Linked DNA regions of Mus musculus: all the other regions are linked to region 1. Evidence: chromatin loops called from intact Hi-C (ENCODE). Cell type or tissue: left cerebral cortex. All regions are shown on one strand.

The links. Hi-C counts contacts between places; a loop is a spot of excess contacts. Peaks named below come from ENCODE experiments on the same cell type or tissue, not always from the same donor. Only the 100,000 strongest peaks of a DNase experiment are listed, where the experiment ranks them.
Region 2: a loop joins it to region 1, with 9 times the contacts of the local background. A loop is called at or near these places in 12 of 42 quality-filtered maps.
Region 3: a loop joins it to region 1, with 2.4 times the contacts of the local background. A loop is called at or near these places in 4 of 42 quality-filtered maps.
Region 4: a loop joins it to region 1, with 2.1 times the contacts of the local background. A loop is called at or near these places in 4 of 42 quality-filtered maps.

What each region holds. Positions count from the first base shown.
Region 1 is chr4:116,339,269-116,347,268 of GRCm38, forward strand. The region is part of intron 5 of Mast2 (microtubule associated serine/threonine kinase 2); the gene reads right to left. Among named protein-coding and RNA genes, the nearest start is that of Mast2, 120 kb to the right of the region's middle. In left cerebral cortex, a CTCF peak has its summit at 3,040 (motif pointing right); a DNase peak (open chromatin) is centred at 3,045.
Region 2 is chr4:116,400,440-116,408,439 of GRCm38, forward strand. All of the region lies in intron 3 of Mast2 (microtubule associated serine/threonine kinase 2), which reads right to left. Among named protein-coding and RNA genes, the nearest start is that of Mast2, 60 kb to the right of the region's middle. In left cerebral cortex, CTCF peaks have their summits at 632 (motif pointing left) and 3,625 (motif pointing left); DNase peaks (open chromatin) are centred at 1,913, 2,636, 3,598, 5,362 and 2 more places; H3K4me3 peaks cover 2,288 bases; H3K27ac peaks cover 2,795 bases.
Region 3 is chr4:116,460,606-116,468,605 of GRCm38, forward strand. Mast2 (microtubule associated serine/threonine kinase 2) reads right to left here and starts at 3,618. Exons shown (of 30, transcript NM_001369061.1): 1 at 3,131-3,618. The coding sequence starts at 3,310. In left cerebral cortex, no CTCF peak of the experiment used is centred here; DNase peaks (open chromatin) are centred at 3,092, 3,305, 3,770 and 4,203; H3K4me3 peaks cover 2,021 bases; H3K27ac peaks cover 1,440 bases.
Region 4 is chr4:116,504,028-116,512,027 of GRCm38, forward strand. Ipp (IAP promoted placental gene) reads left to right here and starts at 3,522. Exons shown (of 9, transcript NM_008389.3): 1 at 3,522-3,623; 2 at 6,495-6,836. The coding sequence starts at 6,545. In left cerebral cortex, a CTCF peak has its summit at 3,746; DNase peaks (open chromatin) are centred at 3,513 and 4,437; H3K4me3 peaks cover 1,615 bases; H3K27ac peaks cover 1,336 bases.

The DNA of each region.
Region 1 (8,000 bases):
CCTCTGCCTCTGCCTCCTGAATGTATGAGCCACTACAGCCAGCTGGGATCTGTTTTTAATGAATATAATTAGTGAGAGGGTATATAGTATATATATAGTTGGGGGGAAAGAGGGACTGCGAAAGGTTTTGGCAAAGCAAAACAAAACAAAACAAAGCCTTCTATAAGCAAGGGGATATAATGATGGGTTCCCCCAGCCTGGTAGTCTAGAAGTTTATAAACATTCTCTCCAATGGTCCATGTTCCAATAGTCTTCCCAAAGCCATTCAGACCCCAACTCTAACTGTAGGTACTGTATCATTCAGTTCTGAGAAAAAGCATAAAGACTAAGTGTAGATCTCACAGACAGGTTAAGAGCAAATTCTTTGGTGTCTGTCTGTCTGTCTCTCTCTCCCCTTTCCCTCCCCCCTTCATTTCTCCCTCTCTCTCTCTCCTCTCTCTATGCAAGTGCCCTTTCTCTCTTTTTCTTCCATCCCTACCCACTCTCCAACCCTCTTGGCCATTTCCCTTGCCTCTGTCCTTGGAGCCTGTGAACTCGATCACCCAAAAGCAGCTTCCCAATAAACCTGCCTTTAATATTTAAAAAACAAAACAAAAAAAAAGACCAAATTCTTCAAGAAGACTTCCATTTTCCTAAAAACAATCCCAGCCTTGGGGTAGGTCTTTGAAATTGACTGACCACAAACTTGTTAAGTCCCCATAGTTCCCTTTAAGGGTTTAATAATTCACTAGAACAACTCAAGAAAGCAACACATTTATTCTAGTTGTACTATAGACTATACTGGAGTGGGTTAAGGTCTGTGAGGGACATTAGAGCTGCTGTGCCTGCAGTGTGGAATAAGGGTGTGTCTATCAGCACATAGATGTGTTTATAAATCAGGAATCTCTACTGAGCTGGTGTGTCCTGAGTCTGCTTGTTTTAAATTGGGATTTTATTATATAGTTGAACTCAATCTTGAGGCCCAGTCTCTTTCTTGGAGATCAGGTTGGCTCAAAGTTTCAACCCTGTAACCACATGGTTAGTTTCTCTGGTGACCAGCCCCTCGGCCCGAAACTACCTTTTATTAAAGTGAGTCATCACTTTAATAAAACCACCATTCCTGTCCAGGAATTAATTTTGGTATAATTACAGATGTCAAAAGTCTAAGAGAATAATTTGTATGCCCACCTTTATTGCAATTCTCTATTTTTCAAATACTTATTTTACCTTAAAAAGTTCAAAATGTTGTCAATATTTGAAAGTTTCTAACAGAATAAAAACATCAGTAACTTAAATAAGACTTACTTGGAGGAAGAGTAACACGCTAGAACATTAATATTTTAAAGAACAAAAAATGTAGCAGCACACAGAACAGGTTTTTTGGGCTCTACCAAGCTCTTTAGTGGATGGAAGGGGGTAATGCTACTAAGTTATAATGAAACAACTACCACATACAAACCAGAAGCACTCAGCTGATCCTGAGACAGCTGCTTCCCTTACAGTTTGGTTATAAAAGAACACAATTATGTAGCAAGCACCTGTGTAGAAAATAGCAAGTTAAACAATGCTACCTTCCCAAGTCACCTACATAATCATTCCCAATAAACCCCTTGTCCTCCTCACTAAGGTCAACATCAGCCTGAGTTTAGACATTCTTTAATCCCCTCTACCTCTGGCAACCTTTAGGCTTTCTGTTAATATATAATGCCTAGCCTAGACATGTCATAAAAATGGAATTACAGAAGCAGCCTTTTGTGTTTTAGTTAGTACGTTTTGCAATTTTATGTTTAAAAAATGCCAATCTTTTTGCAAAATGGTTCTACCAATTTATATCCCCACCATTAGGGCCACTGCCCCCTCCCTCCCACATGACCACTCAACTCAGTAAGTCATCAAAGAAGAGAATATTTTTATGACTTTAATTTGGCAATAACTAATGAAACTGTATCTTTTTAGGTGTGTCTTTAGCTATTTTTCAATTATACTATTATTTACAAGTGTTCCTTAACTGTCCTGAATCAAGAGCCCTTTGTCACATGAGTCACAATTATCTTCTATTTCATTGCCTTTTGACTGTCTCTGGAGTATCTTTTGGTAACTAAAAATTCTTAATTTTCAAGTAGTCAAATTATTAATCTTTTTATATTCAGGTCCCAAAGAAAGGTGGGTCAAGTCTCATTCAGTACCTCTGACTCCCCCAGAACCTCTCACCCTGGGTCCTCCCCTAAACTCCAGCATAGGGGCTGAGCTTCCATTCCCCCAGCTTCTGGCTCCTATATAATTATAGCCATTTTGGCCACACATTCTCTTGGTCCTCCTCTCTAGGCCTCTTGATCACATATGTAGGCTCAAAGTAGATGTGCATGTCTTCCCTAATTGCTTTCCACTTCACTTATTCAAGTAGGGTTTCTTGCTGAACCTGGCATGTAATGATTCCAGTTATTCTAGCTAGCCAGGTTCTATAGGAAGTGTTGGGAGTGCACAGATTATAGGCAAGCTGCAAGGCCTGCCAGGCTTTTATGTGGGTTCTGGGGACCCACATGCTTGCCTGGCAAGTGGTTCATCCACTAAACCACCTCCCCAGTCCTGCCTTTTAGTGTTTCTTGATACGGATATTCAACTGTCCCAATACCGCTTAATGAAAACAATCTTTTTGTTTTTAGCTTTATAAGTAACTTTTGTCTATGTGGACTCTGAAAGAAGAGTCCTAAATCTATTCTTCCTATTAGTGTTCCTTGTCTCACTTAATGGCATCCTTACCCACTCATTACCCAAGCAGGAAATAAGGAGATACTGTATTCTAGTGCTTTAGCCACCTATGTTTTTTCTGTGTTCATGTATTTCTCCACATCTAATAACCTCTTATACCCGGATAATGGCAATGGACTTTTAACTGGTCTCCCAATTGCCAACTGTGGCACTCCTTTTAGCAACTTTAATATTTTTAATCAGATAATTATATACTTGTGGCAAAAAGGTTGCAAGCTGAAAGAAGTGATAGTGTTTTTTTCATTCTTAAAAACTGGTTTATGTGTAAATGTGCATACATCACAGGGGCCACAAGAGGGCACTGAATCCTTTAGTCACTGAATGTGAGCAGTGGGACCTGAACTACAGCCCTCTCCTATGGCTTGAACAGCAATGGCTCTTAACTAGTACAACCCACCTTTCCAAGCCCCAGAAAGTGTTTCTCTTATCATTTTGCTAATGTGGTAAGTGCTCACTTTTAGGATAATGTAGTTCTGATTTTCTTAGACTTTTGTTTGCATTCCTATTAAACCTATTTTCTGTATTGTTCGAGAAAGAAATTTAAGCATGACCTTCAACTTTGTGATTTAAGCCTTAAAAAACACTCTCTTTTTAGGTTAAGAAACAACGTTGGAAAACTTCATAAATTCATCTTCCAGGAAAATGAACATAAGTATGAATGTAAAACTGGCAATACAAGCTCAGGAGACTTACAAACCTCATAAAAACATCCACAGTCCACAGATCTTAGGTACAAGAATGACACAAGATATTAATATCTTAACTCACTATAAAATGGATAGCTCTCCCATAACTTACTTTATCCTCTTAACAAATTCAATTAGCAATTCAATTTATAATCTGGAAACATACATAATGAAGACATGCATTTTTATTTTCTAACTATAACAGGTTCTTTTGTACTTACAGATATGTTGCCTTGGCTTGAACTTTGCTTACTATACAACTATCTTAGAAGGTACCACTTTGCTTTATGATAGCTTATTAAATGAGCATGGGCTTAATACAGTCCTTATGTTTCAAGTTGGCTGTTACTTGTGGCAGCTTCCTCTGCAGTTCTCCTTTCATATACTGCTTCTGACAAGGGACCTGCATACCTTGTTAGCTTTCCATCTTCTCTTTTAGGCATTCTCTCTCCTTTGACATAAAACTACCCAGGTCTGAAATCACATCATCAAAAACGACTGCTTTCTGAAGTCATCAGAACATACTACACTCTACCTTCACTATAAAAAGTGTTATTCCTGAATTCATGGCATTCTCTTTATCATGACTTTTGACAAGAGTGACCTCACTGTCCTCATAATCTTTCAACATCCCAGCCTTGAGAAGTTTCTAGAGAATGCTACACAATGAGGCTGGCCAGTTTCATATTACCCTATGATCCACTGATTCCACTGTCTCTGCATAAAAATCAGACCAAAGTTTTATTGTGTTTATTCTCAAATCGGTTTAAGACACTATTTTATAGTTTACCCTCTCTCCTCAGGCTCTCAGATAATTATCCCACTTTTAACTTCAGAGAGGGAGGAGAAGTAATCAGAAAATAACCTAGATAAGCTCTCATTACTATACCTTCTAATGTCTGTGCTATATTCCCACTCTCCCTATTCCTTCAAAAGTGCACATAACTGTCTGAGATCCTAGCTAAGGTCAATCTGCTTACATACTAGATCTCATTTCATCTCAGCCACACAAGGACTGTGGTAGACATTGCCCCTTTTCAGGAATGGCCAAGGTTTTTACTACATGGAATGACTTCCATCAGCACACAATACATTACATTTCTAACTTTTTCTCCTTTTGTGCAAGGGAACTAATCTAGGGTCTTGTTCACATCAGGCAAGGGATTTACACCTCTGAGTTATATTGCTTCCTATTTTTATAGTAATGTTTCTACACTTAGTATTACCATTTTCTTTTTGACTCTCTAATCAGTCCCTGGCCACTAATATTCCATCAAAGCAGCTACCAAATATCAACACTGACACCACACTACATCCAAATGGCAGTCCTCAGACTTCATGTCACTGATAGCTCCACTTGAAATACTTGTTCTTATTGCTGTTGGCGCCAAGACACTAGTGTTTCTTCCTCCTCTTCTTCCTCCTTCTTTTCTTCTGTGCTCTCCCTACTCTGACCTTTAAGAACAAGAATGCACCTTTAGTTTCTGGTCATTACTCCCAGGAACTCATCTAGACATGCAGGTTTTTTTTTTTATCTTATCTGCAATGTTTATGTCTTCCACACTCCATGTAATGCTCAATTGCATCATAAATGCACAGACAACATCTCACTATAAGGACCCAGCACCAGAAGTGCTGGGATCAGAGGTGGACTTTCAGAAAGACAGAACTAGAATGATTAGAGGTAGTACCTACAAAGCACAAAGAAGAAGAATGAAACTATAGAGACAAAGGTTAAAACAAATAATAGAATAATACGCATAGGGTACAAGAGGAGGATAACTCACTGCAAAGTTAGTAGTAGAAAAAAATCTGAATGGCACAACACTGGAAAGCTCAAAATTATGAGCATATCTAAACAACCAATAACAAAGGAGTGAAACTGAAGAGAATACAGTAAATCAAATGCTACATGTTTTTAATAATAAATAAGAAGACAATCTCAGAGCCAGGCGTGGTGGTGCACACCTTTAATTCCAGCACTCGGGAGGCAGAGGCAGAGGCAGGCGGATTTCTGAGTTTGAGGCCAGCCTGGTCTACAAAGTGAGTTCCAGGACAGCCAGGGCTGTACACAGAGAAACCCTGTATTGAAGAAGAAGAAGGAGGAGGAGCAGGAGGAGGAGGAGGAGAAGAAGAAGAAGAAGGAAGAAGAAAGGAGAAGGAGAAGGAGGAGGAGGAGGAAGAAGAAAGGAGGAGAAGGAGGAGGAGAAAGAAGGAGGAGAAGGAGAAGAAGAAAGAGAAGAAGTAGAAGAAGAAAGAGAAGAAGAAAGAAGAAGAAGAAAGAAGAAAGAAGAAGAAAGAAGAAGAAGAAGAAGAAGAAGAAGAAGAAGAAGAAAGGAGAAGAAGGAGAAAGAAGAAAGAAGAAGAAGAAGAAAGAAGAAGAAGAAGAAAGGAGGAGAAAGAGAAAAAGTAGAAGAAGAAAGAAGAAGAAAAAAGAAGAAGAAGAAGAAAGAAGGAGGAGGAGGAGGAGGAGGAGGAGGAGGACAATCTCAGATTGCCAGAGAAGTTGAAGTTACAGGACAAACACTGCTTCCCAAAGTGGAAATAAAGAAGCAGAAGCAGATGCAGGATATCTGAATTTATAGACAAGACTTTCATAAACAAAAACCTCCTTGGGAACCAGTAAGAAGGCCTGCAATGGACAATTTGTCCAAGCTTAGTATAGGCTATGCTAAGAGTTAAGAGTTGCTGGATAATGTATTTTTTTATTCAATATGCATGGGCGTTTTGGCTGGATCAATGTCTGTGTATCTTGTGTACTCATGGTGACTGAGGAAGTCAGAAGAGGGCACTGGATCTCCTGAGACTGGTAACAACTGTTACTGTGAGCTGCTATGGAGGTGCTGAGAACCAAACCTAGGTCCTCTGCAAGAGTAACCAGCACTGTGAACCACTGAATCATCGCTCTAACCGTCTCTCTAAGTATAGGTAAATTTTATGCACAGGGAAGTTACCAGATTCTCACAGTGAATGTTTTAAGAAAAAGTTCATTTGATTTGAGAAGAAGCAGAGGAAGAAGGACCATTATGAAAAAGTCAGGGCATTCTGTTCTTAACGAAGGCCAGCTGCTGAAGAAACTACAAAAATGTACTTCATCTATTGGAAAAGAAACACTCAACTCCTGCTACTTAGAATCTCCGGCCCACATAATCTGGGGGAATTAAACTAAAATATGCTAGTTTATAAGGTTTGCAGCATGGACCATCCAAAGACTTAGACTCAAATATACAACTAGAGAATACTTCTCTCCCAACCCTATCAAATTTACTGTGGTTAATTTATGTAGTACATTATAGCCATCTATTAACAGCAACAACAAAAAAATAATACGAGTTGGGTGTGGTGGTGCACACCTTTAGTTCCAGCAGAAGCAGGTAGATCTGAGGCCAGGCTGGTCTATGGAGGGAATGCTAGGTAGGCCTTCCAAGGTAGCATAGCAAGACCTTGTCTCAAAACAAAACAAAAAGACTTACAAGGCATACTAAAAAAGCAAAAGAAGAAGGGAAAATATCCCTATGATTAATACTTTATGTGCTTGAATGGAAAAGGAGACAAGTTTCCAAACGTTCACTCAAGAAATATGGGAAATTACAAAAGCAGATGGGTGTTGCAGAAGTAAAGGTAAGGCTAAAGATCAAAAACCACTGTACTGTAAGTCAAGGATACTGTACTGACAGACAGGACACATCTCAGGGAAACATCACCAACTTAAGAAGATGGCAATAGACATGCCAAAAATAGAAAAGGTAAGGAGAAATGGGGAGGAGGAGAGGGAAAAGGAGGAGAACATTTGGGAGCTGAGACAACCAGCGAAAGCTGTAGCAGACCTGTGGTTGAGTAAGAGAAGAAGAAACAGAGAAGGGAGAGAAGAACATTTGGAACAATAAGAAAGGAAAACCCTGCAGACTGGAGCGATAGCTCAGTGGTTAAGAGCACTGGCTGTTCTTTACAGAGGATTCAGGATCAATTCCCAGCACCCACTTGGCAGCTCACACCTGTGTGTAACTCCAGTTCCAGGGGTCCAAACACGACCACACGGACTCAGATGCCGTCAAAATGCCAATAAACATAAAATAATAAATAGATTCTTTAAAAACCCAAACTAATGTCTTATAAAAGCTGTCGAGCAAGGAAAGTGAGAAAGCATAGAAAGGATGAGCTCCCTGTCCAACCTATCCAGGTTTATGTGTACACACAGAAGATCAGAGAAAGGGGTTTTGAAGTCTTGGAAGAAGGTGGGAAGCACTGCCTTCTCCACAGAAGAGCACACACAAAATGACACCCTCACAGACAAAGGTGACAGCAGAGTGAAATAGAATAAGGGGAGGGAGAGAAGAGAGAAAAAAAGAATAATCTTAGAATTCTATGCCTATGAAAATAGTCTTCAAAAGCAGAGGAGAAATACCTTTTCAAAAAATATTAGTAATTTAATATCAGCAGATCTATCTTCACAGAAATAGTTGAAAAGCAGTTCATAAAGAAAAAATTATATAGGCAAGAAACTGACTTCTACATAAAGAAAGCATTTGGCTTAGCATGTGGCTCAATTCCCAGTACTTGTTGAAA
Region 2 (8,000 bases), 61 kb after region 1:
TATTGAGGATCACACTTCCCAAAGAAACAAAACAAAACTATTTTCTGATGATAATGAATAAAGCAAAAGTCTATTAAGTATATTCTAAAGTTATAGAGAAAACTACATATATGAAATCCTAGAAATCACTACTCTTGGTCACTTACCCACAAAGCAAATTTCTAATGGTGTTATACAACACTTTAAATGATGCCAGGCAGATCAAATAAGAATCACTCTGTATATGTATGTATATATGTATGAATGTTTACACACACACATATATATCACAGTATAACTATATCCATAAAATGTTTCTAAACAAAGAACAAAGGCCAAGTATCCAAAAAGCAATATCTAATGCCCTCACAAGTACTATGTAGGCATAGGAAACCACTTCGTAAGAAGGAACTGACACCTAAAACTGCTCAGGTAACCAAGAACCAGAAACTGGATAGCCCAGAGACTGAAAGGGAAATCCAACACTGCATGTCTTTAAAAGAAAATTAAAAAAAAAAAAAAAGGCTGAAGAAATGGCTCAGCAGTTAAGAGCACTGACTGCTCTTCCAGAGGTCCTGAGTTCAATTCCCAGCAACCACATGGTGGCTCACAACCCACTGCAATGGGGTCTGATGCCCTCTTCTGGTGTGGCTGAAGAAAGCATTCACATATGAAATAAATAAACAAATCTTTTTTTTAAAAATCAATAAAGTGATTCCTACTGGTACTCTGCTATATTCATAGATCAGTGCCTTATCTAGTCATTATCCAAAAGGATATCAACAGCAAAATGGAAACTGATGCAGAGATCCATGGCCAACATTATGTGGAGAGAGTATAAATTGAAGTTCTCTATCAAACCACTCCCCTCTGAGCTTAGGGAATCCCACAGAAGAGATGGAAAGAGTGTAAGAGCGGGGGTGGGGGTGGGGGTATGAAACGGAAGGACACCAGGAGAACAAGGCTCTCTGAATCAACTAAGCAGGGTACCTATGAACTAACAGAGACTGAGGCAGCAAGCAAAGTCTACAGGTCTGCACCAGATCTTCTGAGTATATATTATAGCTATTAACTTAGTGTTTTATGGGACTCCTAACTGTGAGAACAAACGGATCCCTGACTCTTGTGCATAACCTTAAAATAGTTGTCCTTCAGTTGGATTGCTGAGTCCAATTTCAATATAATAGTTTTCTTTCACATTATAATTTTATTTTGTCATGTTTGGTTGTAGAAGCCTGTCCTTTTCTAATGAGAGACAGAAAGAATTTGAAGAGGAGGGGAGATGGGGAGCAACAGGGAGAAGTAGAGGAAATAATAATCAGGATATATTATCCTCAGGTAAAAACTAACTTGTGTCACCTCACTCCCCATTCTCTGCCAGTGTTGCTGAGAAATCAGAGTCTTAAAAGTGCCACTGTTCAGAAGTATTTAATTAACACTTAAGGCATACTAGAAAAAACTATTGCTTCTAAAATTTACTTGAGATTTTTCTTTAGACATTATGACCATTAATAAACTATGATTATCCAATGAAGGGCAATTCAGTTTACAGTCCTTAAAAACAAAACCAAGAGGCACAGAAATATCAAGAATTCTATTTTTTTCTTTTATTGGAAACAGATTCTTATCAGGGCAGTGGTGGTATACCTTCAATCCCAGCACTCAGGAGGCAGAGGCAGGTAAGTCTTTGTGAGTTTGAGGTCAGCTTAAGCTACAGAGTGAGTTCCCAGGACAGCCAGAGCTATACAGTGAAAATAAAAACAGCCCCTAAAGTCAAGTTTTACCATAAGACCTAAATCTGAATTTCTTTTCATGTAAAAACAGTCACTTCCTATAATGGATGGGGCTCCTCCAGAAAAGATGCTCAACACAGTCGTCTCCAGGCATATTTTTACCAGTAAGAAAGTGAATGTACAGTGTATGACTGTTTCATCCCCTTCTTTTCCCAGGAACAAATTCCAGCCGGAGAATGAGCCCAACACACAATAATAAGTCAAGCTATTATTTTTCCAGCTTGTGTCTTCTTTCACATAAATCATTAAATAAGCCAGTGTACTTCTATTTTAGTATTCATTAGCATTATATTGTGCCAAAATTACAGTAGTTTAATTCTTTTACTTTCAAAGCAGCTGATCTGGTAAAGGCTGCCTTCACTCAAACTTGACCTTGTTTTTTTTTTTTTTTGTTTTTTTGCTTTGTTTTGTTGTTTAATTTTCAAGACTTTGTTTTTATTATTTCTTTCTTTCTATGTATGTATGTATGTATGTATGTATTATTTCTTTCTTTCTATGTATGTATGTATGTATGTATGTATGTATGTATGTATATCTGTGTCTAGATGTGTGTCAATGAGTGCAGATATCCAAGAAGGCCAAAGATCCTGAAGCTAGAGTTAAAGGCAGTTATGAACTATTTAAAAAGGGTGTTAAAAACTGAACTTGGGTCCTGTCCAAGAGCCACACCTACTGTTAATTGCTGAGTCATCTCTCTAGACTCTATGCTTAGTTTGAGGGGTTTTGTTTGTTTGATTGTTTGGTTTAGTTTAGTTGATACAGGGTATCAGGATGGCTCTGGCTGCTGCCATGGCACTATGTAGAGAGGCTAGTCTCCAACTCACAGAGATGTGCCTGCCTCAAACCTCCAAAGTGCTGGGACTATGCTCGTCTTTTGTTGGCTTTTTAAAACAGTCTTCTTTAAAATTATTGTAATTATTTTATGTCAGATGTTGGGACCATTTAGTTATTTAGTTGTCTAGTTTGTTTGTTCTGAGACAGAATCTCAATTATATAGACCCAGTGCTGGCATTACAGACCTGTGCCACCCACCAATTTAGAGACTCAACTACTTCTGCTAGGATCTAAGGCATGCACCATCATCGAATTGGCTTGAAACTTTAATTTCTTTAAACAAGTGACCAATTTAAACTCCTGCTTTTCACACATTGCTTCTATTTCAGAATGTGTACCTGCTATATTCTAGAAATGAACCTGAAGGTAGAAACAAAACAAAACAAAACATACAGCTACAAAACAAAACAAATGAAAATAAAGTCACCCTCCAGCTATGTAATCTGACAGTTTGGTACTCTCACTAAGCAAAAATAAACTCAAAAGAAAGGGCATCAATAAACAAAGTAGCAGATCCTGCAATAGTCAGCAGTGAAAAGAAAAAGATGCCTGTCTTAACACAAAGATGACAAAATAAACAAACAAAAAAATTAAAATTCACTACCAGAGAAACACGATTCCATTTCTGAATCCCAGCAACTAAAGAGAAATGTTATTTATATTAGGAAATACAAGTACGCATGCTTATAGAGGCACTTTCCAATACACCACTACTGAAGAAGCATCCTGAACACTTTTGAAGTGTATTTCAGAATGTCCCTGAAATATCGACTGACAAATCACTGAGCCAACTGTAGTAGAAGGGGACATATAACCCACTGAGGTGTGTGAGATTTCTGAACTCCAAGTCATACTAGACAACTGGTGAAGAACTCAGTAAGTATTCCTCCTGCGTTTGAGGGTTTGCAATATGAAAATATTAATAAAAGGCACAATCATGAGCTGGAAACATGGCTCAGTTACTGCTCCATTAGAGGACTGGAGTTTGGATCCTGGCACCATCTGGTGGATGACAAATGCCTGTAACTCTTATAACTCTTAGTTCCAAAGGATTTCTGAAGCCCTGCCCTACCACACATTGACTGACACACACACACACACACACACTCTCGATCTTTCTCTCTCTCTCTCTCATACACACACACACATATACACACACACTGAATAAAAAGAAATATAATCAAAACTACAAATATCATGTTTTAACTTGTTTTAAGTTTGCCAATCCTACCTTACATAATATATTCTTTTTGAACACAAAAAAATAAAATAAATTAAAATTAGTTCAGGGGAATTGAGAGGACCAGGGTGCTTTTTGGGGAGTGGGGGATATCTTTACAAATGTCAAATAAACCTAACGAAAGCAAGAAACACTGTTGTATTTCACAAAAACAGACCCTCATAAGTTGGTTGATCAGCTAGAATTTATACTAGAACCGTCATTGTGTCCATGATGAGCTAGCTAGTTTGTTATTTACAAAAAAAAAAAAAAAAAAAAAAACCCAGAGCAAGATGATCTGATTTATGGTGCATGATAAACATATCCAAATTTGAGAAGAAATGTGGTGAGTTATTTTAATGCTAAAGGTATTCATTAAAATTACATTTAAGTTGTCTGTCAGTCTCTGCATTTCCTCTTATTCTTATATACCTTATTCATTTCTTCATATATCAAATATCTAAGAACTGAGAAAGATGGAGGATGGATGGACAGAAATACACAGAAATAGACAGGCTAACATAAATGGATAGCATATATGCAAAGCAAAGGTTTAGAAAAATGTCCTAATAGTTTACACAGAATCAAATGTTACACACACACACACATGAGCATGACTTTATTATGAAATAGAGACAAGCATAATGGTCAGAAACAGAATGTTTGCATAGCTAATGTTCAAATTAGGTTTGTATCCTACATAGGTTTGATTTAATTGCTCCACTCATTTAATTCAAAGTAAGTAAATCCAAGCAGCACTTTCCTATGGAAAGTAGTAATAATAACTAAGAAGCATGTGGTCGCACTCCCTGTAGTCCTAGCTATTCAGGAGGCTTGAGAAAGGAGGGTCACCTGAGCCCAGGAGTTGGAGATCAACCTGAGTAATATACCCAAGACCCCATTTCAAGATAAAACAAAAGAAATGAAAAGAAAACAAATTAGCAAGGTCTTAACAAAAGTTCTCTAGTCATAAGTATATATGACAGAATAAAATACTTAGTGACACCCCCTCCCCCATGCACTAAATGAAATTGCAACAATCTGATACATCTCCAAAAGGTGCTAACAGTATTTAAAAAGAGGCTTTGTTTTACTCACCTGTAAACCTCTCCTTCTCAGAATACTCGAATCATCCATAGCAAATATCAGACAAAAAAAAGCCACTCCCCAGACACCAACTACTAGCACCTATTTACTGCTGAATAAAGAGGTAAACAGTCCATTCAGAACAGCAGGCTGTGCCCAGTAACCCAGCAAACAGCTAACCTAGGACACAATTATTGCCTAATACTAAAATATAGAAAACTCTCATTAGAATCAAAGCAGGAACAGAGAAAATACTTGATATTTGCTTTTCTTTTCCATACATAGCCTCCTTTGTCTGAAATTATCTTAAGTACCAAGAGAAGAACAAAGGTCCCAGGAAAAGCAACTGCAATCTTTGCTATCCAGACTTCACTGCTTATTAAAAAGGTTTGGCAAACAAAACAAGAGTCTCCACCTACAGCTACTAAGCTCGTAAAATCGGTGTCACGTTTTCCTTTCCAAAAATAAAAGCATTCCACGTCCATTTCTGAAGGTAAATATGCTTCAAAAATATAAAAACAACAACAAAAAAAACATATTATTCTGCTGCCTCTTTTCGGGCTCAAACTGATACAAAACCAGTTATTGTTTTGGTTAAGTCGGCAAAATTCCTTTCATCCTTTGTACAGACAAAGCAAATGTCAGATTCTTTCGATACTGTCACAGACTCTTTTGTTTCTTTATCGCTAGCTACGCAGATCTCCCCTTCTTGGACAGTCCCAAAGCCTCTTCCGCCACCCTCCACCCTGAAGCCTGGACCATTGCTAAGGTTGGTCTCTCAGCTCTTTTATGTCCTTGGAAGGATGAAAGTACACGTGCTGTGAGTTCTGAGCACGGATGAATTCATTCATCTATTCATCGCTGACAGTGCTGCCACAGGAAACGCTCCCTATTCCACCAGATGTCTAAAAGGACACAGCCAGCAAAAGCATAGCTTCACCAAGCTATAATAAGCTCAGAATTATTTCTTTGGTCACTGCCTGCCATACTTGAAGCAGGACTTCAGCCACATTTAAAGATGTCTATCCCTTAATTCATGAAACAAAACACACTGTTTTAGATTTCAAGACTGAAAAGGTTATCTCTTATGACAGGACTCTAACTTAAATACTCATAAGTGTTTAAATTCTCTAGCATTGTAGAAATTGTTAAAATCCCAGGAAAAAAAATGGAAAATTGAAACAAGTTGTGATTCTTCTAATAAATCACATGAAAATTAGAGAAAGTAGGACTACATTATCAAGATGATTACTATATTACCTTCTAGTTTACGACAATTGTTCTTTACACTATAGGACATACTGCAAAAATTATTAACCCCGCAAGAGATTCCAGAAATGAACCCAAATTTCCTATTTTGATAGAAACGGGCATGTACAGAACACCTAATCAGCCTTTTACATTCTGTAAGGAGTAAACATACCAGCAGCTATGTGGCAGATTCAGTATGTATCCCAGGGGGAGGAAAAGCTGCCCTTCTATAGCTATGCCAGCTGCAACCAAGTCTGGGGCTTAAAGGAAGTTCTATTTAAAAGATCTTTTGCTGATCCTCTTATAACAGACTACAAGAGGAACAAGAGATAGCCTCACAGCTAAAAATAGTACAGAAAGCAAGATGCAGCTCTCTTTCATTCATCAAAAAATTTTAAGTCCTTTACCACATCCATAGTAGTCATTCATTGTGAAAGCTAATAAATACAATCCCCTTCTTCCATCTGCTGCTTTTAAACAACTAGAGTATGTCTTATGGAGAAAACAAGACCTGAGCAGAAATCAAGAGAAATAATATCTAATTCATTCAAATGCAATTTACAGAAATATTTGAAGGTACAATCTAGTAAGATGTTCTGGTCAAAGATTCAAAGCTCCTATTCATTGTACTAAAAAATCATTTATCATGCTAACTCCTGAAATAGGAATGGAAAAGGTTATAACAACCAATTACTACAAACTTTTTGTTTGTTTGTTTTGTTTTTTGAGACAGGGTTTCTCTGTGTAGCCCTGGCTGTCCTGGAACTCACTTTGTAGACCAGGCTGGCCTCGAACTCAGAAATCTGCCTGCCTCTGCCTCTGCCTCCCGAGTGCTGGCATTAAAGGCGTGCGATACCACGCCCGGCTTACTAACAAACTTTTTTTTTTTTAAACACTATGTTAACTTTGATATTTGTAAATCAAACTGACATGTTAAGGATGGCCTTTTTTTTAGATACCCACGATATAAGATACAATTTCCTAAACACATGAAACTCAAGAAAAATGAAGACTGAAGTGTGGACACTATGCCCCTCCTTAGAAGTGGGAACAAAACACCCATGGAAGGAGTTACAGAAACAAAGTATGGAGCTGAGATGAAAGGATGGACCATGTAGAGACTGCCATATCCAGGGATCCACCCCATAATCAGCTTCCAAATGCTGACACCATTGCATACACTAGCAAGATTTTACTGAAAGGACCCAGATGTAGCTGTCTCTTGTGAGACTATGCCGGGGCCTAGCAAACACAGAAGTGGATGCTCACAGTCAGCTAATGGATGGATCACAGGGCTCCCAATGGAGGAGCTAGAGAAAGTACCCAAGGAGCTAAAGGGATATTCAACCCTATAGGTGGAACAACATTATGAACTAACCAGTACCCCTGAGCTCTTGACTCTAGCTGCATATGTATCAAAAGATGGCCTAGTCGGCCATCACTGGAAAGAGAGGCCCATTGGACACGCAGACTTTGTGTGCCCCGGTACAGGGGAACGCCAGGGCCAAAGGGGGGGAGTGGGAGGGTAGGGGAGTGGGGGTGGGTGGGTAAGGGGGACTTTTGGTATAGCATTGGAAATGTAAATGAGCTAAATACCTAATAAAAAAAAAAAAAAAAAAAGTTGAAGTAAAGCCAGGTGTGGTGGTGCACGCCTTTAATCCCAGCACTCAGGGGGCAGAGGCAGGCAGATTTTTAAAAAAAAAAAAAAAAAAAAAAAAGATTTTATTTATTTATTTATTATATGTAAGTACACTGTCGCTGTCTTCAGACACTCCAGAAGAGGGAGTCAGATTTCGTTATGGATGGTTGTGAGCCACCATGTGGTTGCTGGGATTTGA
Region 3 (8,000 bases), 120 kb after region 1:
CTTTAAAAAAAAAAAGGTGGATGGTGTCTGAAGAATTATATCCAAAGGTGTCCTCTGACTCAACACACACACACACACACACACACACACACTACTTTCCCTTTCTCCCCCCTCCATAGCACTGAGTTTTGTTTTGATACACTAAGCACAAAGTTATCAACATAGATCTAAAGAGACAATCAGGCTTAAAGACTCAAATGCCTCTACCAGGAGGTTCTATAATCAATATATGAATGAAAGACTACAGACCTTTGCTCTCCGGCCATCCCCTGCCATGCAGGAGCTTGCTAAAGAATGGTGAACAAGAAAGAACCAACATTTGGACCAAGCATATTACCTTCAAAGAATGTTTTAAGAAAGGAATGAAAAAAAGCACAAGAGAACAGTCCAAGAAACACTAGTGAGATGAATATTCCCAGGAGGAGGGTTGGCAGGACCACAACACATGGTCAACAATGGCAAATAGTTCACATAGTGAGAAGATGACACCTGGGAAAACTATCAAATTTAATTACATTAAAAAAAAATTCACTGACCCATTAGCAGAATTCTCTTTGTAACTCTTTCACAATGTTTTCACAGGCAGACACACCTTATTTTAAGTTGCAAAATAAGTTTTAGTATGGCTACACTGTGGAAAATTATACAACAATGAAAAAGGAAAGTATTTCTATAAGGAACACAGAAGAATGCACAGGAATTATTTTAATGAAATAATTCAGTAACAAAGAGTACAAACGCCACGATATTATTTCTATGAGTTTTAGCTAAAGAGTAATCTATGCTGTTGGGGTGGGAAAAGTGGTTAACTGCAGTAACGAAGGGTAATCAATAGGATAAAGTAAGAGAACTGGAAACGTCCTCTACCCTGGCCTGAATAATGGACATATGGTTATATTTGTCTGTAAAATTTCACACTAAATGAACCTTAGATTAATGCATTAAACTACAACAAATCTCAATTTAAAAAGCAAGCCAAAAAAAAGTTACTCATGACCTTGAAGGCAGTTTGGGGAAAGCACTAAGTATACAAGGCAAACCATAATATTAGGAATACACACACACACACACACACACACACACACACACACACACGAAACTGACATAAAATACAAATTCAAGAAGATTATTGGCACGCCTTTAATCCCAGCACTTGGGAGACAGAGACAGGTAGATTTCTAAGTTTGAAGTCAGCCTGGCCTACAGAGTGAGTTCCAGAACAGCCAGGGCTATACAGAGAAACCCTGTCTCGAAACTCGCACCGCCCCCCCCAAAATGTTGTTGGTTAAAGGCAACAAGATAAAGCATATTAGGAGAGAGGAAATTACACGTTTCAAGAAAATTATACTTTTTATTTAAGCTATAGGGCAAAGAACAATATAAGTAAGACTTTTAACAGACAAAGGGTGTGTGTACCAACGATGTAGCCTCAGAGAAAAGGATAGCCGGTTCTTCCTCTGTGACTGTTAAGGATGTGTGAATATAGAAATTATCTCTAAAAAAGAGGGGAGCTGGCTGGAGAAATGACTCAACAATTATGAATACTTGCTGCTTTGCAAAAGACCTGGGTTTAGTTCGCAGCAGCCACCAGCAGCTCACAACTGTCTGCAACTCTAGTTCCAAGAGATATGACTCCCTCTTCTGGTTTCCAAACTATATGAAGCACTAACATACATGCAGGCAAACACTCATAGCTGCAAAAAAGTGAAAATAAAAAGATCTTTTTTGAAAAGAGGGGAATCGGAGCTGGAGAGTTTCAGCCTCTGGCTGCTCTTCCAGAGGACCCAGGTTCAATTCCCCACCACCCATGTGAGAGCTCCAACTGTATATAGCTCATTACCAGGTAATCTGACACGCTCACACAGAGATACTTGAAGGAAAAACACCAGTGCACATAAAAACTAAAAGTAAATCATAAAAAAACTTAAAAAGAAAATAAGGGCGGGGCGGAATCAAACAGCCTTAAGCACTTTACTGAAGCATGCATTAAGGTCAACCGCACCAGGTAAACTAAGTCAGTAGAGGAAATATATTTCAAAAGTTTTGAACGGGTACTAGAGGGGGATTACACAGTCAGCAGTCTAGAAGCCATGACAAAGACCAAAAGAATCAAGTGGGGAGACAAAAAGCGGAAAATTTTAAAACCATAGGCTAACAGAGTGTAATTCAAAGCAATGATGCATAGGAACATTTACTTTATATGAGGAGCAAGATAGGAGACCTGGAACTTCAAAGCCTCAAAGATGGGGTCTCAACTGGGGTCTGAAGCAAAGCTGTACAAAAGCAATGCTGTCAGGGGAGTTCATTACTACAGAACATTCTTTCTAAAAATCCAACGAGATTACGTATCTTACAAAGTCCCTGTCAATATCGTTTCACTGAACTTCCTTCAGCTGTGAGTAGCAAGTTTATCCTAATATTGGCGACCTTTATTCCCTACTCATAAATACACCTACTATTGTCTACTAAATTACACATCCTGTACATTCGAGAATCCCATGAGTACTTTTACATTTTATCTCTTTTCCCATTAAGGGTAAACTAGAAAGCAGAGCCTTCATCTACAGATTCTCTGTCCACAGCACCGGCCTTGAGACTGGACACATTCAGGCACTTTTTATAGTGGTTTTAAAGTGGTAGATAGTTACTGAGGAGAACGTTAACGATTCTGAATACTTGCTTATAAAAGTATAATGGCCACCAAATGAGAATGCTTGCAAATGCCCCGTTTTTATAACTGTGGGGATAAACTCTAAGACCAGTCAACACTATCAAACTGGCATTTCTCCCTTAAAACTATTCACGCCTCTAGATAACTCCATTTAGTAAACCTACTCTTTGCTGCTCATTCACCCTGCCCACATTCCAGCACCCATTCTCTCCATCCAGAGCCCCAGGCTACCCCCCAAGACCATTTTATTCATTCCTCAGACCCGCCCTACCCCACGTCCAACTGCAACCCCAGGCCCCCACCTTCATTTCTCCACTCCCCTTTCCTCAGCCTCGTCAGACCTCCCACTCCTCCTAACCGACTCAGTAGTCCCCACCCTCACCACCGCAGCCCGATCCTCCCGCGAGGACCCCTCCCCCACGGCGCCCACCCTCGCTGGCGGACCCCAGCCCACCTTACCTGCTCCCTGCTGTCGTGCCCCAAAGGCCCGCTCCGCTCCTCCAGTAGCTGCCTCCCGGGCGGCGCTCGCCGGCGCGGGGGCAAAGACTGCGGCTGGGGCAACTCGGCCGTCCGCGGAGCCGCATCCTCCCGGCGGGCGGGTGGCGGCTGCGGCCGCTCGCGGCAGCGGCTCCGCTTCATCTCCGCGTCTGGGCCCCGCGGGCGTTAGCACCGCGACTGCGCCGGCCTGGCTCGGCCCCGGGCCGCAGCGCTGCCGCGGCAAACCCGGTCCGCGGCCAACATGGCCCGGCGGGCACTTGAAGCCACCCGCACCCGGCCCGCGGTTTCCCCGCGCTTCCTGTGGGCTGAGGCGCCGAGACCTTCCCGGCGCGCCTCACGGAGGCAGCATAGCCGCCGCCGCCGCGCCCTCCGCCGCCCGGCACACGCTCGGCCGGCCACCCGCCGCCGCCGCGGGCTCCGCCGCCAGCCGCCGGCCCGCCAGCCCGCCCGGCCCGCCCCTCGCGCGCGTGCACGGCAAGCCCGCCTGCCGCCCACAGAGCGCGGCCAGCCGTGCACGCGCTGGCGAACGGTCGCGAAGACCCGCCCGCGGCCGCGCCGCGCGCTCTGAAGCGGAAGGGGGCGGGGCTCCCGGCGCGCCCGCGTCGGCTGCAGGACGCCCTTTGATTCTTCCATTCATCCCTTTGGTACACACTGCCTGCCGGACTGAACGCTGTCCAGACTGGGAAAAGACTTCCAACGGGAGGGGGGACACCAACACTCTATTTACCAGCAGATGCTCACCTAGTTCTCCCCTACGCTTCAGAGACTAGTTAGCTCATCCTCATGTTAGAAATAAGGAGACTGAGATGTAGGGAAACGAGCCCAGTCACAGACATATCAATATGTCCCAATAAACCCTCCCATTAGTTGAGGGTTCCCATTCTTGTCGCTCTGTCTTGTTTACACTGCCTTTGACAGTTCCACACAGTGTGACAGTGTGTAAAGTCCTGTAAAAGAAGTGATGTATTCCTTAGGGGTGCGAGACTAAAAAGGCTTTGGAAGATCTGGGCTTCCCACTGACAATGAAGTCATCCTGTAGACACGGTCCAGCCTGCTGCGGCCTGGGCAGCCTGACCTGCCCCTTCCAATGACTCATCTGCTTTAACAACACGTGGCAGACAGCTCAGCCATGCCTGGCCTCCTTCTGGCTTCAGCTAGTCTGCCACAACGCTGTTTTTCCTCTTTTGACCTAACCAGAGTTCATTCCCAGAAGCTTTTCCTGCCTGTTTCATTCATGTATCTTTAGCCTCCTCCCTGAACCCTTTCTGAGCAGTAATAATGACTAATACGATGGAGCCTACTGATTTCAGACACTGCATTCAATTCACATACACATAATGAGGTCATTGCAGTGTTCATTGTACAGTGGAGGGAACGGGGTGAGTTATAGTGCAAAGAGAACTCAAACGAAGGCCTGTGAGGTACCAGAACACACACACATAAGCAGTGTGTGGGACAACCCATGAAGCTATCTTCTACGTTCCCTGTCCCAGGTCCTCCCCATGCATCCAGTTGACTCGGTAGAAACAGAAAGCCATCCTTGGTTCCTTCCTTCTTCTCATCTCTCATATCTAATAATGAACAAGGCCTGTTGGTCTGTAAACTCGATATCTTTCCAATCTGCCTTCTCCTTTCATCCCATTTGTACTAACTTACCCAGCTCCGCCTTCCCTCACCTGTTTAAGTGGGAAATTCTCCCAACTAGTTCCCCTGCATCAAGTCTTATTCTCTTAGGATCCATCTTCCCAAAGACTCTCATAAAAATCTCTGTAATACTGTCTTTGCTTAGACTAGTAAAATAAAGCTCAAGATGAAGTATACACTTTCTTCTTTTTCTTTGTTTTTTGTTTGTTTTTGTTTTTGTTTTTGGTGACAGGGTTTCTCTCTGTAGTCCTGGAACTCACTCTGTAGACCAGGCTGGCCTTGAACTCTGAAATCCACCTGCCTCTGCCTCCCAAGTGCTGGGATTAAAAGTGTGCACCACCACCGCCCAGTCAAGTGTACACTTTCTAAGGCAAGGCCACCATCCAAAATCCATTCTCTGCCTGCCTCTTTTTTTCTATTAGCCCATGCTGTTGCCACTATTGCCACTATTTATAGTTATCTCTGCTACATGATAGGGCCAGCACACTCTTGCTTACGAAGAACAGAAACACATGCTGAATCTGGAGTGGCCACATAGGAGAAGATTAAAATTCCTTTTTTCTGGGGGCTAGAATCTTTTTTTTTTTAAAGTGGTTTTTGTTTTGGGGCTTGGAATGTAGTTCAGTTGGTAGAGTGTTTGCTCAGCATACACACAGTCCTGAGTTTGATCCCAAAACTACATAAACAGAGTGTGTCAAGGGAATTCAAGAGAAACACTAGTCCTGCTCAAAACAAAATGAAACAAAAATAAATTACTATTTCACCCCTGCAAAGCAGTGTAACCCAGTATAGGTAGGAAACAAACAAACAAACAAACAGTATCCTGAGGTTGTTGCTGATGTTTCATAAGGCTGCTTCTCCAACATTGATCTCCATCAATCAAACTGATTAACTCTGTGGTCCTTTCTAAATAAATTCCTCTAGGTTTAGGCACACTCATTTCTACAAGGATTATCTACTGACTCGGCTTTGAGAACAGAATCACATCCTACTTCTTCATCTTTGACTATTAGGAATGGCTGTTGTGGGGCTGGAGAGATGGCTCAGCCGTTAAGAGCACTAACTGCTCTTCTAGAAGTCCTGAGTTCAATTCCCAGCAACCACATGGTGGCTCACAACCATCTGTAATGGGATCTGATGTCCTCTTCTGGTGTGTCTGGAGACAGCTACAGTGTACTCACATACAATAAATAAATAAATAAATTTTTTAAAAAAAGGAATGGCTGTTGTGATAGACAGACTCTAAGGTGGTTCTCATAGTCACCCCTTCCCCAGGATTTACACCTTTGTGTACTCTTCACCCTTTGACTTGATTCTAATGAGTTAACTACAATATAATCACTTTCATGATTATGTTACATCATATAAGATGGTATCTTGGTATGAGTCTTACTCTCAAACTCACAATGTCCTTAACGACGGAAATGTCCTTGATTGCAGGGCAGGGTATGTAACTCAGCTGGCTTGGAACTTCCATCCTTCTTTCTATTCCTCCCAAGTTCTTCATTTACAAGCTGGTACTATCAAGCTTAGCTACAAAACTCACTTTTTACATTGGCTATGAAGAGGTCCATGTGGCAGGAAACAGAATGGCAACCTGCAAGAACCTAGGCGAGCCTCTAGCCCAATAGCCAACAAAACAGACTAAAATAGTCCTTGAAGCATTTACACAGTCCTACATCCAGGAAAAAGTAATTCTGCCCAAGATTGGGGGTTAGTTTGGAAATAGATCTGTAGTGGCAATTCTGGGATTTTGACTTCTTTTGAAAACTCAGAAATATAATAAGAATATGTTTTCATTTAGTCTCAGGTATAGGGATATGGGGCTGCTTCAGACTGTCTGCTGCAGCTGACTATGATTTGCCTTGCGCTCTAGCAGAGGTGTGATTTTTATCAGCTGCAGAGTTTCTGCTATTGTGTGGCATTTAGAGTTCTGGGGACTTTCAAAGAATATATAATGCTAGGACCCTGAGAGGCAGTCATTCAAGGGCATAGAGAAAATGGCAGGGAACAAAGGAGTAAATATTTCTTTTCAAGATACCCCCCAAAAATGTATTATAGCTGCTACTGCTAAGATATCCCCCACTTTGCTCCCAGAGAAGATTTTCTGTTTTTTTTTCTTTTTCTTTATATATTCTGTTTCATAAAAAGGTTGGAAGAATGACTGAGCAGTTGGGAAAACCACAGGTGGAAATGGAGGGGCCTGAGAAACATAAGATTGTTGAAATGGGAAACCAAAATGAGCCATTCTGCTCTCTTGTTTCTGAAATGATTGCAGAGTTGGCTGTGCAACGAGGTTACAGGTAGAGATGGGAACACTTAGAAAGTGAGGAGCATGAGGGAAGAGAGAACAAGAAGGCTCAGTCCTGGTGACAGAGCAAGCGAGCTGGAGTTTCCCCCGGGAGGAAAGAGGGATTGAAACTGTGCCACAGGGTGGTCAGGTCAGAGAAAAGCTAAAAAAGCAGGAAGGCACTCTGATCATAGCCCATTTTGAGACAGGATTAATCTTGATACAACCACTCTGCCAGAGTTGGAGGAGGGGCAGCCTGAAGTAATAAGGCTTTCCCAGTAGTCATGCAGTATATGCCTATTAGTGGTTGGAACAAGTTTATGACAAGATAGGATAGCATCCTATAGAAATGACAGAGATAAGGTATTTTAAAGAGACCATGATTTTATATGGGATGCATTCGCCATATGTAAAACAAATTCTAAATAACTGGGCTACTCAAAATAGAATTATTCCCCAAGACTGGGAAAGACTGGTGACAGCTGCAATGATTAACACGGTGGAGAGACTATTGAACAGTGAAATACTGCAAGGGGATGAATATAGTAGAAGATCAGTTGCTAGGCTATGGGTAGCACTCTGATATACAAGAACAGATTCAATTTGATGATGTTACTATAGAACAAATGGACTTACTGGCTTTAAAAGCTTGGGACAAAATTGAAGACCCCTGAAAAAGTCCACCTTATTTACAAAGATTATACAAGTCTCTGGATAAGCCTTCACTGTTTTTTTTTTAAACAAAGATTAATCTTAGAAATGAACAAAACCATACCAAACCCTGATGCAAGAAAGGCGGGTGTTGATAGAAAACTTGGTGTTTGAAAATGTGAATACCAAATGAAAAAGTTAGACCATTAAAAGGATAAGCAGCACCTATAGACAAGTGGACAAGGG
Region 4 (8,000 bases), 160 kb after region 1:
GGGAGGGGCCCTACAGAGCCTTAAACATCTGTTTTAGGCTTTATTTACTCGCTACTTACATACTTTTGTATGACCGATTTGACTATATGTATGTATGTGCATGATGTGTGTTCTTGTTGGATCCCCTGAATGTGGGGTTACAGATGGCTATGAAGCACCGTGTGGACGTGAGGAATTGAACCTAGGTCTTCTGCAAGATAGCTCTTTTTTTTTTTTTTTTCTTTTTAGGTTTCTCTAGACAGTGTTTCTCTGTCCAACAGCCTGGCTGTCCTGAAGCTTGCTTTGTAGACCAGGCTAGCCTCAAACACACAGTGATCCACCTGCTTCTGCCTCCGGAATGCTGATCTCTCTCTGGCTTCCCCCCCCCCCCCCAGAGTCTGTTTTTCACTGGGAGAAAGTGACTTTTGCTCTAAATGAAATGGAAAATTCTGAGCACAGGAATAACATAATCTAGCATTAAAAGATACAGCAGCTTTTATTGAGCTATAATTCACATGCCATAACATTTACTCTCTTATGGTAGGCATACAATCCAGTGATTTTTTTTTAACTCTGCTTATGTAGTCTTACAACTGTCACCACTACCTAATTTTAGAATGTCTTCACTATACCAAAAGAAGTCACTATACTCTTTAGAAGTCACTCTTTTGCTCAGTCCTTTATAACTGCAAATTTAATGTCTGTTTCTGTCCATTTGCCAAGTCTAAATATTTCATAGAAATGTAATTATGCAATGTATGTTTTTTCATGTTGGGCTTCTCATAGCGCATAAAGTTTTCATACATATTGTAGCATGTACCAGTCCTCCCTCCTTTTTTTTAATTTGACAAACCCTACTAGAAGAAAAAAACGTTGCAAATAAGCATCACATATTAGAATCAACCAGACCCAGAGCCCAATACCTCAATGACTTCCCTACGGTTAGAGACACCTTCCTGTGGCTGGGGAGCTTCGCATGGAGTTGACACTTGCACTATCGAATGTATGTTTCTGCTGCCATCGTCTGCCAAAGATGAAAAAAAAATCCACTGCAGAATTAGAACTAGGAAAACAACTAGCTTTGTGTCCTCTGGAGTAACTCATGATCACTGAGTCCTTCCTTATCCCCTGATCCTTAGTGTCTTTATTCTCTTGTCTATATATTTATACTGTATCCCTACATACAGTTTTTACATATAAGATAAATTGTTGGCTAGATTCTGCACATGAGGGAAAACATATTCCTTTCTGAGATTGCGTGACATTGCTTAATATTATACACTCTAAATCTATCCATTTCCTGCAAATTTTGTAATTGCATTCTTCTTTAGAGCTGAATAAGATTCCATTTTATGTATATAGAAATTTTTCATTATTCATTCATCTGTTGACCCTCAAGGTTGGTTCTGGCATTTTTTTCTCTAGTAAATAGAGCACAACTTTATCTTTTATTGTCAAATCATTCTCTGTTTTATGCACACACATTTGTTCCCATTTAGTTCATTCATTCATCAGTTGATAGTCATTGAGGCTATTCCCATGTGGTGGCTATGAATAATGGTGATCAACTTATACCATTCTTATAAACAAGTTTTTGCATGATCATCTGTTTTCATTTCTCTAGGATATATATCTGCAGGGATTCAGTTATTAGATTGCATGGTAACTTTATATTTAACCCTTTGAGGAGCTGCCAGAGAATTTACATAGTAACTGCACCATTTTAGAATCTCATCAGGCATTGTAGGAATGTTGTATTTTCTAAGAACCTGGAATATCTAAATAAATGTGTTAAAAGAGACAAAAGTGCCTTGGTATCACTAAAATGTAATGTTTTGGTATTTTTCTTCTAAATTATTTTTAGATTTATTTATTTTATGTGTATAAGTACACTGTAACTGTACAGATGGTTGTGAGCCTTCATGTGGTTGTTGGGAATTGAATCTTAGGACCTCTGCTCACTCCAGTCAACCCTGCTTGGTCAGTCCCTGCTCTCTCCAGCCCAAAGATTTATTTATTATTATACATAAGTACACTGTGGCTGTCTTCAGACACACCAGAAGAGGGCGTCAGATCTCATTAGAGGTGGTTGTGAGTCACCATGTGGTTGCTGGGATTTGAACTCAGGACCCACTGAGCCATCTCGGCAGCCCTCTAAATTTTTATTCTTATTTTATGAGCATTGGTGTTTTGCCTGCTTGTATGTCTGTGTGAGGCTGTGTGATCCTCTGGAACTGGTGTGAGCTGCCGTGTAGTTGCTGAGAACTAACCCAGTTCCTCTAGAAGAGCAGCCAGTGCTCTTAATCGTTTGAGCCATCTCTCTTTTTTTTCTTCCACCATAAAATAGCTTAGTCAATAGAAAATCTTCATGGAACTAGCCTTCCAGTATTGGTCAGTGATTGCTGAGCCTTGCACCAGACAGGGGTCCAGTAATTCCTTTTACTCTTTTCTAAATTTCTGCCACTTTTTGCAGATTTTTTTTTGCACTTTTCATAATGAAATGTAAAGTAGAAATTGAAGATGTGGAGTAAATGTAAGCATAGTCTTGTGAAATTTTTGTCTTAGCTATACATCTGAATATGCAAATACATGGTATGTGTTTGATGTAAAATATTTTTGTACACTATGGGTCAGGAACATAAAGTTTGAGGGTTGGAGAGATGATGTGGCTAAGAGAGCACACTACTTGTTATTTTTGAGAAAGGGTCTCTCTACATAGCCCCAGCTATCCTGAAATTCACTAAGTAGACTGGACTGGCCAGGTACACAACAGAAATCCTCCTGTCTCTGCCTTCCCAGTGCTGGGATGATAGATGTGCACCACAACTCCTGGCAAAGAGTCCACTTCCCTCAAGGAGGACCTGAGCTGTTCCCAGCCTGTAATTCCAGCATCAGGGGGAACTACCACCATCTTCTGACCTTCATGGGCACAGCCTTTACATATACAAACCTATGGTTAGAGGCACACATTTAAAAAATAAAATCTCAGTCGGGCATGGTGGTGCACACCTTTAATCCCAGAATTGGGAAGCAGCGGCAGGTGTATCTCTAAATTCGAGGCCAGCCTGGTCTACAGAGTGAGTTGTAGGACAGCTAGGCCTACACGGAAAACCCTGGGGTGGGGCGGGGAGACTATAAAAAAGTTTGGACGTTGCTAATGCACCAGGACACATTATGATGCTCTACACTGAAAAAGAAGTGGGCATTTTGATTCTTGACTTCAAAGTAGGCAGGAGTGTATCAAAATTGAGGTTCAGGAAATGATCTAAGGAAGGTGGTAGAGAAGCACGGTGCACGTGATTTTCCTCGACGCTGAGATCAGTACCTGGCCTGGGACACTTGAAGAATTGAAGATGTGCATGGAGCGGAATAGGGAAGTCCACTAGCCCAAGGCAGGGGAGAGGTTTTTAAGAACCTGCCTCCGCGGCCAGCAAGCGGCTACCCAGGTTTACCCAGCGACGCCGGTGGCTGTGAGGAGGCGGGGCCAGAAGCGGAGCACGCGCAGTAGAAGGTTCCCGCATCAGCGCCGAAGCTGCGCCTTCAGCACTCGCAGTCACCTGTCACCAAAGACTGTCCCCGCCCCCTCCGCTGCCTGCCTGCGCGCGCAGAGCACCGGAGGGCGCCGGCGGGAAGGGACGCGGCGGGTAAGCGAGGCCTGCGTGCGGTCTGTGTTTCTCACAGGGTTGGGAACTTCCTCATGTCCAGCTCTCCAGACCGGGAAGAGCGAGTGATTGGAGCTTTGGAACGCACCGTTCCTCCGCTTTCGTCCTGTCGCCTCCGGAGGCGCTCTGACCGTCCGTGTGTTTTTAGCGTCCCGGAGCTTCCCAGTCTCACGGCGCCTTGGCCTCTGCTCTCCCAGCACCCACTGGGGAAACCGAAGGCCGGACCCTGTCCCTGACTTCTGCCGGCTCCAGTCTGAAATTCCTTACCGGCTCCAGTCTGAAATTCCTTACCGGCTCGCGCTGTCAGTAGCACAGAGTTGGTTTTCTTCCTCTAGTGTCTACCAGTTTAGGCAGAGTTCTAGTTACAGCCTCCAACTCAAGCACAAAGAGTCTCAGTTGTTTTGATGCTCAGCTGGAGCTCTGGCCCTCTAACTGAATTAACTTTCAGATGCTCTTCAGCGGGAAATCCAGGCCATCAAAGCATAGGTCCTCTTTAGTCCCTCCGATTATCTCCATCGTTAGCCAGTAAACTGTATGGAAGCATAGTTCTTAGCTCCCTATGCACTAATCCCAGGTCTTCACTTTTCATGTTTGTACGAACAAGCATTTCCCAAGCCACAGTTTAGGATGAGGTGCTCCACTGGCAGTGGAATGCCATCAACATTTACTGAGAAGGATGACAACAAACATTCTGGCTCTCTACTGTCAAAGTGAATATTAAGTGAATTGTTTGTTGTAACAGGAGGCATTTGACTTGTGGCTGTGCTTTAATACCTTGAGTAAGAGAGAAATGGAGGTAGCCTAGAATCACACCGCGAGGGTTCAGAATCTGCTGCCAGGGAGAATACAGAGCAGCAACAAGTCTGACAGCCACGCCATGTATAATAACATCTATAGGTCGAATTTCCACATAGAGGGAAATAGATTGTATTTATGTGCCACTTGTTTGTAAGATGCATTGTGTGCATGCTGAAGTAAATTTTAGCGGCTTCCTTTAAAACTCCCAAAATTAGTGTCTATATAGTCATGATTATCAGATTATTATTATGACAAGGTCTTACTATGCAGTCTTGGCTGGCTTGGAGCTAAGAGATCTGCCTGCCTCTGCACCACCACACCCACCTTCAGATCATTTTTACTGATAATTTTGACTGAATGCTATATACTGAATTTTTTAAAAATATCAGCTTACAACAGTTCTGTCATTTTGATTACTGGTTTTCTTTGGTGCCTGAATTACAAAACCTTAATCATTTTACATTTCCTCTGCTTCATCGTCGATCTTATATTGCAAGGACTTGTGGTTTCTTCAGTAACTTGAATTTATCCCTTTGATTCTCATAGCAAGTTGCCATGTTTCTTAGCTTCAACTTTTTTTTGGGAAATAAGAAATAATGAAAGTGTTGGATTTTTGTTATCTTCTATTTCATGCCTACTTGAAGAACCCAAGCGTTCTGAAATGACTGTTGACATGTTTGTTTTTGTTAAACCTGCAAAGACTCAGATCCCAGTTTCTGTAGCTGGGTTCCATTCTCTACAACCTAGTCTGATAACTTCTGTGGAATAGAATATGGCAGGAGCAACCCCAGGCATAGATGAAATAAACCCAAGACTGTTGGTATACTAATGCTGGGGAAACTTTAGTAGTTTCCTTCTCTGTGGCTTTAGAGATTATATTTTCTTCTCATAAAAATTATAATTGAGAGTGAGGCATGGTTGTTTAATCTCAACACTCAGAAGGCAGAGGCAGATAGATCTTCTTGAATTTGAGGGCAACTTGGTCTACATGGTGAGTTCCAGTCTGGCTAAGGCTGTATAGTGGTACCATGTCTTAAAAAAACAAAAGCAAACAAACAAGCCAAAAACTACTATTGGCATAAATTTGTGAAGAAGCTAGCAATTGAGGCAGATAATGGTGGCACGTGCCTGCAATCCCAGCAGTGATGGAAGGCAGAAGGATCATTACAAGTTTAAGACCATTATCTCAAAACAGAACCCCAAGCCTTTCATTATTTATTTCACAAACATTCGAAATGCTGATTTATGTTAGAGACTGATGCTGTAGCAGTAGGCGCTAGTTCCTTCCATAAAGGAACAATTTTTCAGTAACTGTGTGTGCATGTATGAGCTTGGATAGATGTGGTTGAATGTGATATAGACTATACCGTAGGTAAGGTTAGAGTGGCCAACAAGTCTCGAGGAGAAAGAAGAAAAGGTGTGGAAACAAAGATCCACAAAGGCTCTCTATGTTAAAGGAAACATACAGGTGGAAAGATTTTTGGGTTTTTTTTTTTTTTTTTTTTTTTTTGGTTTTTCGAGACAGGGTTTCTCTGTATAGCTCTGGCTGTCCTGGAATTCACTTTGTAGACCAGCCTGGCCTCGAACTCAGAAATCCACCTGCCTCTGCCTCCCAAGTGCTGGGATTAAAGGCGTGCACCACCACGCCCAGCCCAGATGGGAAGATTTTAACCAGACATTTGGGCTGGTCACAGTTGATTTTTAGAAGTTCATCCTGCCTAAGATGTCTCCCTCCTAACTGTAGTGATACAACTCTTTTCTGCCTTTACACCTTATTTTCTTTATCTAAGGAGGGTTTCTGGCCGTTCTTCATACCTTACTGCTGTTTATCTTTTAGTGCTCATTTCTTCTGTGGAGCTTCCTTTGGCTTATTATTGATTATTTCTTCTACTATCCAAGAGCATATTAGAAGTCCTACCATGTAGTGTGGCCCTTATTTGTTTGGTGTGTGTTCTATGATCCTAGATAAATTATAGAGAACGTTTCGTCTATGTGTGAAGAGAAACTATATTAACAAAGAGAGACGTTGTGTACTCTTTGTGCTTTGTTTCTCAGGACAGAAGCAGATAATGGGCAACAGTGTCTTTCATTAATCTGTGATCACCATGTCTAAGGAGGAGTGCCCCAAGGCTGCTGACAATTCATTCTCCTCTGACAAACATGCCCAGCTCATCTTGGCGCAGATGAACAAAATGAGAAGTGGACAGCATTTCTGTGATGTGCAGCTCCAGGTGGGGAAGGAAACCTTCCAAGTCCATCGGCTGGTCCTGGCCGCCAGCAGTCCGTACTTTGCAGCTTTGTTCACTGGAGGAATGAAAGAGTCTTCAAAAGATGTTGTACAGATTCTAGGAGTTGAAGCTGGAATCTTTCAGTTACTTCTAGATTTCATTTATACAGGTATATCCATGTATTGGTTTTCTGTTGCTGTGATAAAATATCATGACCAAAATAACTTATCTAATCTTATTTATTTTTAAAGTTGTACTTATTTTTTTATGTGAATGGGTGTTTTTTTTAAAGGACTTATTTATTTTATGTATGTAAGTACACTGTAGCTGTACACAGTACAGATGAGCCTTCATGTAGTAGTTGGGAATTCAATTTTAAGACCTCTGCTTGTTTCGGTTGGCTCCGCTCGCTCGCTCTGGTCAACCCCGCTTGCTCCATCCCAAAGATTTATTTATTATTAAGTATAGTGTAGCTGACTTCAGTCACCCCAGAAGGGGGCGTCAGATCTCATTATGGATGGTTGTGAGCCACCAAGTAGTTGCTGGGATTTGAACTCAGGACCTTCGAAAGAGCAGTCAGTGCTCTTAGCGCTGAGCCATCTCGCCAGCCTGTGAACGAGTGTTTTGTTGGCATGTGTATACACATACTTGCATGCAGTACTTATGGAGATAAGAGGGCATTGGATCCCTAGAACCAGAGTTACAGATGCTTATGAGCCACTGTGTTTGTGGGAACTGAAGACACGGCCTCAGGAAATGCAGCAGCAAGTGCTTTTAACTTTGGAGCTCTCTCTCCAGCCCTCAATTACTCTTATAGTTAGGGGGGGAACAATGAAACAAATCCTTTATTTGGTCTAGTTTTGAGAATATATTATGTTCTCCTTAAGAAATTGTGTATTGGAGTCTGGTGAGATGACTCAGTGGGTAAAGGTGATTGCTACCAAGCCTCGGGACCTGAGTTCAATCTCTTAAACCCCCAGAATGGAAGAAAAGATCTGACTCCAGGAAGCTGTTCTCTGACCTCCATGCATGACATGGTGATAATGGGTATTTACACACAGACACACATGGATAATGTAAAAAAAAAAAAAAAATAGAAAGAAACTACTTGGGGGAAATTATTACGGGACTCAGTAAAGTGTTTTGGTTTTTTAATGCGTGGTATTAGAGGCTGGAAAAATGGCTCTGTGGTTAAGAGTATTCATTGTTCTTTCAGAAGATCCAGGTTTGGTTCCCAACACCTGCTCGAAAACCAACTGTAGTACTAGTTCCAGGGGACCCAATGACCTCTTCTGACCTCCACCTGTCATATATCTCCTTGCTGGATCATATG